3 separate regions of the Mus musculus genome follow, and regions 2 and 3 are each linked to region 1. A link is a loop called in an ENCODE intact Hi-C map of the cell type or tissue named here. Cell type or tissue: left cerebral cortex. All regions are shown on one strand. Links, peaks and the distances in the headings refer to the core of each region. The heading gives the core; the rest is flanking DNA.

Region 1 (3,163 bases), core at 481-2,980:
TCTTTTTAAAATGTATTGAGGTAAATTTCTTAAAATATCTTATAATGAGAGTAGAATTATGAATTTGTCCTTTGTAGTACTGGGCTCTTGCTTTCTTCTTTGCAAAGCTACATTATTAAATTTGTAAAATACCCCTGAGTATTACATACTTTTACTTTGTCAGCATTTACCAGGGTCAAACTTCTCAGATTTTAGTTTATTATTTCATTTTTTTACCTAATGTTAATAATGCTAAATTATCTTTAGTTTTAATATTAATTTCTTGGTGTGTTTTTTACTCAGGCCATTTTACAGAAACTAACCGTACTGTTTTGCGACTTGGATATGTCTTTTACAGTGAACATATAAGTGGACTTTTTCTGGAATAAAGGTATATTCATTCAACAATTAACGGTGAGTGTATCTTATCATCTGAGGCTGCAGCTAGTTGTCCTGGGGATTCCCTATAATCTCTAAGGAGGCCCACAGACTCACCTGATTTAACCTGGATTTCTTTCCTTATCCAGAAACTGACCAGGACCTACAGTAGTGTGGACTTTTCTGAACTTTCTTCTCCATCTTCCTTGATATCATCTATTATTTGTACTTTGATTTCATTTTTAGGTACAAGGTTTTAGTAATTACTTATTCTGTTGAATCAGCAAATTTTTCAATTAGAATCGCCTCATCTTGTTTGTAAAGATAAGTTTAATTAATGCTAGGTCATTTCATCCATAAAAGCTTCTTAAATGAATATACATAAACTACAACGGAGACATGGAGACAGAAGGCCTAAATGACTCCCCTCCTTCTGAAGTAGCTTCTATGTCCCCCAGTATACCTCCTGAACTGTGGCAGGAGTCTCCAGTGTCATGACACAGGCAAGCCACATACTAAACCTGGGGAGTCCCCCCGGAGAGTGGTAGCCAAGCTCAGGTAGGACAGCCAAGAAGCACAAGCTGTAGCTGCCTACTAATCAAAGAAGTTGTAATTGTTTTAAAATATGTTAGGTCATTTCATTAAAAATTAACGTTAACTGTTGGCCTGAATCCAGAAGAGTGGGAAAATGCACTGTAGGGTGATAGTCCTAACACTTTACCCAGAGGTTCTCATGACTCTGTCCTAAGATCAAGAAAATCCCTATGGCTTAGAGACTTTGAGCCACTGGGTACACAGACAGAAACTGAATAAAGACCACTTTCCTCAAATAATGATGAGTTTAGTACAACCCAACACTTACAGTAATCGTTCAGATGGGACAAATCTTTACCATCCTCTAAAACCTGCCGCAAAGGGCCATGGGATTCTCTGCTGTAACACAGAAGAACTGCGAAGGTTATTCCACTGGCTTTCGTGGGTATTAATCCTACCCTGTTTAGTCTCTTCAGCTGGTAGGAGCCCTTTGGGGGCACGTTAAGATAGCACAAACGCACAGCCCTTCTCAAGAATATATATCACATACATATATTTTCACCACTAAAGTCTTATCATATGATCCGCCCTCTCTGAAGTAAGTCTGTTCTACCTGTGGGACCATTGGTATTCAGGGAAACAAACACCAAACACCCTAGGGCTTCACTTTGTCCGGTGTTACCACCTGGTGCCAATAGATGGCAGCAATACCAAGGGACTGCGTAGCCATGGCCGCGGGGAATGTTTTGTGTTACCTTTTCAGTCTAGGTTGTTTTGGTTTTAAGGGCTCAGATCTGTGCCCAGGAAAACATGGTGGTGGGTAGATAAACAGCCTGGAAAATCCTCTCTATTGTCTCACTTCATGTCTTCTCCCACTGTTTCCTGCCAGAGAACTGCTTTCTGGGGTCAAAATTCCCTCTAGGCAGAGTGTGAGGAAATACTAATACATTGCCATCTTCTGTCGGTCTAACACTAGAGTTTGATTGTTCTAATGATACAAGAAGGATAAAAACCTACTGGAGCAAAGAGTCTGTGTCACGTGGTTTGTGCGAGCATATTTGAAGGCGCCTTGGACAATACGATCCCTCTCCCCCTCCCCCTCCCTTCCCCCCCTCTCCCTCTCCCCCCACCCCCCCCCCCTCTCTCTCTCTCTCATATTTTTTTTCTAACTTTAGCCCAGATTGCTTCATTCAGGAGGACTTAAAATTGCTCACCTTACATAAACTCAAGGATAACGCACAAAAGGGAAGAAAGGGGGATTCCCATTGATGAGATTTGAACTAGATAAAATATCTGAAGACTTTCCTGGGAGAAGAAGAAAAATAAAAGGAAAAAGGAAAAAACAGTGGGTTGTCCTAAAGGAACCAACTTCCACTGAGCTGGGTAGAGTTCTCTTGACCAATAGTCGGCTCTGGTTGACTAATGAGAACAGAAAGGACATGATAACACAGCTGCCACAGAAGCAGAGACACAAACCCCACTGCCCTGTCTTCTTCATCAGTAATCAAGATGGTTTCTGAAGCAGAAGGAAGTTCTTCAAGGAACTGGTAGGCCTTGACAATGAAGTCCTTATCTTGACGTGGGCAATAGGGGTATTTCTGGTACTTTTGAGTATAATCTAATATTAGCCAAAATAGCTACCCGTCAAAGACAATGCTGCTAAGCATAGCTTCCCTTTTATTATTTTTGCATTCATTTTACCCAAATTCTGTTTTCTCACCTCAAGTGACCCCTCAAAGAATGCTCTATAGGAACCGAAAAGCCCAGTCTGAATCAGACCTACCTTGTTTCATGTATCGTTTTGTGTTTGTAATAAGCTTAGCCCAGATACTGTGTCTCTTTAACTCTAGGCCTGCCATTGTGTGTTGTTAGTAGACCAGAGTTCAGAGCTCGCTCACTATCACGCAAAATACATTTAATAATCATGGTATACAATCTGATAAGCAAGCCATCTTTCAAATGGACCCGAGTGTCCTCCAAAATGCACTTTTCCCTCTGGACTGTTCAGCTCAGGATCCACTGAGCTCATTGGTGTCAGTCTCCCCTGTCCTTGGGGGTTCATAGTACTTCCCCTTGGCCTTCTGCCATGCACGTGTTCCTCTGTCCTGAAAAGAAAATGGAAATTTTGGGCCATAGAACGTTTCAAATAATAGGTGCACTGATGCTATACTGTCAAATAATTTATTCTTCTGTGACCATGCACAATTAATACAAACGTGTGATTAGAGTACAGAGTTTATTCTCTGTGTAGGGAGGATCTGACCCCGTTTCA
Region 2 (3,163 bases), core at 471-2,970, 490 kb after region 1:
AGAATCATGAGAGCTGCAGCTCTCAAAAGGAGGCTATTTTTTCCTGCCAACTATAGACACTTCCTTCAGCTTGTAGGATCTGATCTGTCTCCATATTCATATTTTCTGGGCCTTAAAGGATATTATCAGATGGAGAAGTAAAAGAGAAGAAAATTATCAAATACATTTACAAATAGATATATTTGTAAAGTACCAATAGAACTAAAAGTAGGGAAGATTTCTTGCCCCCCCCCCAAAAAAAAAAGTAGTGAGAACTTCAGAAAGTCAAAGCAGATGACTCAAAGCTGTTTTTGCTTTAAGAGAATCAGTAAAATAGACAGGAAAACAACACCCACATGTGGTAAAGAAGGCAGAGTGGGAGCTGTAACGGGTTGTCTTTACTCAAGACAAGAACCCTTCCACAAGCAGGGCAGTGGTGGCACATGCCTTTAATCCCAGCACTTGGGAAGACAGAAGCAGGCAGATCTCTGTGAGTTCAAGGCCAGGCCGGTCTACAGATAAAGAGTTCCAGGAGAGCAAGGGTTATATGGAAGCAAAACTCTCACAATGGGAACCCAGAATAACTTTTATAAAAACTTACAACATTCAAATATCAGGAAGGAATAGTAATGTAGTTGAGGTTTTCTTTAAGATACCCCCATAGCCCTGTGCCTCTCAAGTCAACAAGTCTTTCTTGTACTCCTAGGTTATCAAACTGACTGATTTCCAAAAAAATGCTGTGTCAGACTTTGGGGGTGGGGGGTGGTGGTGGATAGGAGAGGAATTTCATTACCATTACACTTCTGTACTTACCAGGGAATGTACTGTCATCTGGATGGATTGAATCGCTGATGCTTCTCTTCAAGAGGTGATAAATATTGGTTGCGGTCAAATCTATAAAAATAAAGACCTGACTCAGTCATCTAACTCAAGAGTTAACATAATCTAGGGCCTGTTTCCATTTCACTATCAGAGGATCTGAAGGCCAGTAAGTTGTAGACAGAATACATGTTGACCAAGTCTATTCAAGTGCTGACACCGCAGAGAAAACAGCCAAGTCTCCTCATTTGTATATGCTAATCAGTAACAAGAAATCAAAACTTCCTTCCAAAAGAAGTATATACGAACTATATACATTTCTTCCTAAAAATGTCTGCTTAATCAAAACAAGGAAAACGTAATATTGAGATTAGTCAAGTACGCCAAAAAAGCAATGCAGCTAAAATCTTTTAAAGCTGGTCATTTCTCTTTTTTTAGTGTGGAATGTTTCCTTCATAGAATGTAAAACTCAGATCTGCAGAACCTATCATTTCTTTCTGTGCTTTCTTCAAGGTGGTAGGAACGCCAAGGGACACTTCTTTCTGCAAGCATACCTTCCCTAAAAGCAAAAATTCGATGACTATGCCACCAGAAGATTCAACCAGGCAAATATTCAGTTCACCAAGCACTTGGGACACTGGCATCTAATACCCACAACTTTATATCTTTTCCATTGACATACTACTGCTCAGTTCTTATAGAAACTACTTCAGAGAGTTAGTTGCACGTTCCCGGGACCATTCGACCTATGCGCCTCCCTCCGGGATTTCATCAGAAACTCAAATCCTTCGCTTCCCCGCCGCCGGTCGTTCCCGCCTCTTCTCCGCCCAGAGCTTACCGGGCTGTTTGTCGGTGCTCTCCAGGGATGTCGCCTCAGTGCCAGGCTCGATCTCCCCACCCGCCACGGATCGAAACTTCCCTTCCCTCCAGGTGACCAGCAGCAAGTACCGATCCATCCTCTTCGCGCCCGGACTCAGTGTTAGGTCTCAAAAGAGCCGCGCGCAACGTGCACTTCCGGTTTCCTGCCGCTCAGGTTGGCTGCAAAATAATGTCCTACGTCGGTTTTCCCGCCAATTATTGTGGGAAATTATTCTCTCAGGAGCCACACTCTCTGCTCCTCTCATAACGAAACCGCTACCGGCGGGGACCCGAGTGTGGCGGGGAAGCAGATGAGCGCACGCGACGGCAGTAGGAACCTTCATGCTCGGGTGTCTGTGTTTCCCGCCGGACCCGTGGTGCTGGTTCCCCGGCGGGGCGGGTGCAAAGTAAAGGACGCCGCGGGTCGGAGAGCATGTCCAGCTTCTCTAGGGCGCCCCAGGTGAGTTTGCGCGTTTCGGGCAGGATAGTGTGCTCAGTACGCTGGCGAAAATGAAGAGCAGTGTTCACAGGGATTTAGTGCAGAAGCTGAGCTTTCAGGGAAGCTGACACCCGTACCCAAGAAATGCTTTAGGAGTCACTTACCAGAGGGTTGTGAGTCTGCCTACCACTTGATATCTTTGTTTTGGCTCCTTTCTCTCCTCAGTCTGCCCCTTTCGTGTCTTTTGTTCCTTGCGGAAAGAGAGCTAAAGTGAAATAATAGGTTGAATGACGTGGGGCAGTAAAAACCACTAAAAGATGTTTATTTTTGTTTAGTACAGTAGGGGAGGGGGAAGGGAAGGTGTGGAGCTGTAGCTGATGTAGCGTAGCATGCCTGGGTTCCATCCCCAACACCGCATAAACCTGGAATTATGGTGCACGCATGTTATCCTAGCACTTGGGAGGTGGAGGGAGAAAGATCCGAAGTTCAAGGCCAGCCTTCTCCGATACTTAGTGAGCTTGAAGTCAAGCCTGCGCTGCTTAAGACTGTTTATAAAGAATGAAGACCTGTTGTAGAGTTTTGACCTAGAAGTCTTAGGCATCAGAAGGATCAAGCAAGCACTCAAGCCGCCAGGTGGAAGATAAACTGTTCACAGATGGGAGATCTTTGAAGGGCTAAAGGGAGAATTCAGTTAGAATTCTATTTTAGTGTACCACACAAAATACTCATTTTACAAGTCAGGCTGAAACATTGGAGTTCTAAGAAGTCCACAATATATATTAAAGATTTGAATGTGGGTGTAAAGAGAAACAAGAATAACTTTTAAGAATTCTGGTTTGGGCAACCGGAAGGCTGACTCATAGGGAATACTGAAACTGAAGCAGATTCTAGATAGAAGAGAAAGAATTAGTTTCTGATATGTTAATCCAAGACAACTCCTAGCCTAACACTACTTGAAGTACATTTCCTTTAAATGTAGTTGTTACCTGTCTATAATCAGGTAAATAACAGATGTGAATATTTAAAACTTTGACAGCAAGTTGACATGTGGCAGTATTTCTATTATTT
Region 3 (3,163 bases), core at 471-2,970, 740 kb after region 1:
TAGCCGCCGACTGGTTCTTAGCGAACCACTGCCCTGGCTCGCCTTCCCTCAGAGTACCCTTTCTCAATTAACTTCTCTTTCCTGTCGTTCACTCTGTCCTCTCCTTGTCCCTCTCCCGTCGCCTCCTGCCCTACAGAGCTTCCTTCCCCTCGCCTCTCACCCAGGATCAGATAAGAGGAAAGAAACCGCTGCGCGAGCCAATTATAAAGCCAAAGGTGGTGGCGGGGGGCGGGAAGTGGGGAGACAGACCCCCACTTTCCCTCCTCCTCTCTAGCATCCCCGCCCCGCTCGAGTTGCAGAGGAGCCCGCCCCACTCCTCCCAAGTTCAGCCCAAGGACTGGCAGCCGACCCAGGTGCGCGTGGCAGCCGGGTATAGAACGCAATTGAGGAGCCCCTGGGTCCTCCCCACCCCCACAACTAAAGCAGTGCCCTGTGCTCCCCCCCCCCCCATCAGAACCCCCGAGTCACTGGGAAATCTCCAGCACTCGTCCAGGCTCCATCCCCAAAGATGAGTTTTGCCTTCCCACAGTGGGTCCCCTCTCCCTTGCTCTTCAAGTCCTAGGGACCAGCACAGTCGCCAAGGGTAGACATTTATTCAACGGGAATCGACTGGAAGAATGCTAAATTGGAGGGTTTTCTTGGTCGTAGAAACAAAATATGGACAGTTTTATGCTGTTGGACCAGCAGATCTCCTTTCCCCATGCTCAGAGATTACAGTCAGTAGGTTTGAGCGAATCCGAAGGACCCATCGTCTATAAAACTCTGGGGACTCTGGTCTGTGCGGGCCACGCCCTTTGAGAAGTCCTGTTCTGGAATGGCTAGAGATGCTCAGAGCTCTTGGTGGCTGGGGACTGGATCTGAGTTCTTGTCCTCTGGGCGCTTTTTAAAAGGTCATCTTCCCATTTTGTGTCAGGTTAGCAAATGCCCAGGCGTCCAGTGTCACACCAGAAGTTGTCATCGGCTCAAATGGAGAGCGGGAGTTGCATACACGCCGACCATTTGTGAGAAAAGACCAAAATGACTGTGATTTTGATCAGTTCCAAGAGCAGGCGGTAGAGAATCAGTGAGAGGTACTCTCATACGTTCCCGAACCTGCCTCCAAAATGCCCTTCTGAGAGCACAGGAAGGGATGCGCTACACCATTCAAGGTGATTCCCGAGACCTCGAACCTTCCAAGCTTAGGCTTTCTTCAAATTTGCGTACTTCACTCCAAATGTTCTCCAAGTGGCCTCTCTGCGTAGTTTCTGAACTTCGCCTTAAAGTGAAAAGGATCGCTATAGCCTCCTCCCTGAGACCCCGAGTCGGGATCAGTCTTGGCTTCAACTCCGCCACAGAGAAAGAAGGCTGCTTTGCAGCTTGAAGATCCTTCTGTGCTTCATTAATGTGCGCTATTCGCCCGGGTCCCTCGGTAGTCGAACGCAAAGACTAAAAACCCGCACGCGGGACTGCCAGGGTGAGAGCGCCACCTGCCGCCTGCGTCGGCTTGGCGAACTGAAACAGACTTTTCTGGCAAGTAGGAGCCTGAATTCAAGGAGTATTTGTTCCTTGGATATATGTCCTTTCCAATGTTTTACTCCTCAAATGTCTATTATTATCCCCTTTTAATAATGTACCAAGGTGCTGGTGACCACTGTAAACACCGTTCTAAATCCCTTGGGGGAGGTAGTTAGGAGTTAGATATGATATGGGAGAGGTAGTGCATTATTTAATTATGAAAATCCAAAAATGGAAGACTCTCTGATGATCATAAAATAAGAAATACATGTATAAACAAGTATGCAGAAAGTTTTATTAGACTTTTAGACGGGGTTGACAGGAGGACTCCTGGCCAGCCATTCTAGCCTTATTATTGAGTTCCAGGTTCAGTGAGAGACTTGATCTCAAAAACTCAAATGGAGAATTAACTCGGCATTAACCTCTGGCTTACACAGGAATGCGCACTCACGCACACACACTTTTACAGTTTGTATTATAAAAGTCATATTTTTTATTGTAACTAGCCTTTCCTTCATTGTCTTTAACTTTTGAATTGTGTTTGTTCCTTTGGGGGTTTCGTTGGTTTTGACTTTTTGAGACAGAATATCACTCAGCAGCCCATGCTGGCAACAAACTCTCTACAATTGTTCAGCATCCAAGAGCTGGAATTACAGAATAGTACCCGTAGGCTTGGCTTTAACGTTTGAATTATTGCCTATTCCTTTCCATTGACATCAACTTCAAGTTAATGCTGAAACAGAAGGGCTGTTTTCAATCCGTGTTTCAGTCCGTTGTGGTTGGGAATGACCTTCCAGCTCTTTCAAATGTGTCTACTCAGTGTTCCTTCAGTGGCTATCTTTTTGGTGTGGTTTGGTTTTCAAGACAGGGTTTCTCTGTGTAGCCCTGGCTGTCCTGGAACTCATTCTGTAGACCAGGCCGACCTTGAACTCAGAGATCCTCCTGCTTCTGCCTCCTTACTGCTAGGAGTAAAGGCATAAGCCACCACTGCCCAATAAAAGTTTAAATCAAGACCATGTTTCTATATGCTTGCTTTCTTTTTGTTTGTTTGTTTGGCTGGCTGGCTGGTTTTCTGAGATGGGGTTTCTCTGTCGCTGTGTAGTCCTTCAATGCACATCTTTAAGATCAGCAGTCAGGCCGAGCATGGTGACGCACACCTTTAATCCCACCCAGCACTTGGGAGGCAGAGGCAGGCAGATTTCTGACCAGCCTGGTCTACAAAGTGAGTTCCAGGACAGCCATGGCTATACAGAGAAACCTGTCTCAAAAAAAAAAAAAAAAAAAAAAAAAAAAAAAGATCAGCAGTCAGAGTCTAATGAAGTATTGAGAGCTGAATCTTGGAAACATTGCAAGAAGCATCCACTTAAAGTCTTCTCTTTTGGTCTAGAAAACACTGTATAGTTTTAGGACTTTTTCAAAGCTAACTAACATTCCAGCTTCCCAACACAGCTGGGAACTTTGGGAATATATCTATATATCTGTTCCTATCGTGGGTATAATCCTATTTCTTTCTTAGATCTACACACACACACACACACACGGGGTGGGGGGAGCCAAAGGGCTCCCCTGAAGCCTTGCACCTTGCATGAAAACTTTGTTTTTAAACCTGAATTTAAAAGCCTTGTTCTTTACTTTGGCAAATCTCTTTTGCTTCTGAGCTGACTATTCC

Evidence for each region. Peaks named below come from ENCODE experiments on the same cell type or tissue, not always from the same donor. Only the 100,000 strongest peaks of a DNase experiment are listed, where the experiment ranks them.
Region 2: a loop joins it to region 1, with 11 times the contacts of the local background. A loop is called at or near these places in 22 of 42 quality-filtered maps.
Region 3: a loop joins it to region 1, with 7 times the contacts of the local background. A loop is called at or near these places in 19 of 42 quality-filtered maps.

What each region holds. Positions count from the first base shown.
Region 1 is chr15:56,045,502-56,048,664 of GRCm38, reverse strand. No RefSeq gene overlaps it. Among named protein-coding and RNA genes, the nearest start is that of Gm46516, 120 kb to the right of the region's middle. In left cerebral cortex, for the core only: a CTCF peak has its summit at 1,580 (motif pointing right); a DNase peak (open chromatin) is centred at 1,624; H3K4me3 peaks cover 324 bases.
Region 2 is chr15:55,556,211-55,559,373 of GRCm38, reverse strand. It overlaps Mrpl13 (mitochondrial ribosomal protein L13), which reads left to right and starts at 2,062. Exons shown (of 7, transcript NM_026759.3): 1 at 2,062-2,116. The coding sequence starts at 2,090. It overlaps Mtbp (Mdm2, transformed 3T3 cell double minute p53 binding protein), which reads right to left and starts at 1,966. Exons shown (of 22, transcript NM_134092.3): 1 at 1,637-1,966; 2 at 793-873. The coding sequence starts at 1,754. In left cerebral cortex, for the core only: no CTCF peak of the experiment used is centred there; DNase peaks (open chromatin) are centred at 1,813 and 2,010; H3K4me3 peaks cover 1,774 bases; H3K27ac peaks cover 850 bases.
Region 3 is chr15:55,304,766-55,307,928 of GRCm38, reverse strand. Col14a1 (collagen, type XIV, alpha 1) reads right to left here and starts at 178. Exons shown (of 48, transcript NM_181277.4): 1 at 1-178. In left cerebral cortex, for the core only: a CTCF peak has its summit at 1,476 (motif pointing left); a DNase peak (open chromatin) is centred at 1,448; H3K4me3 peaks cover 464 bases.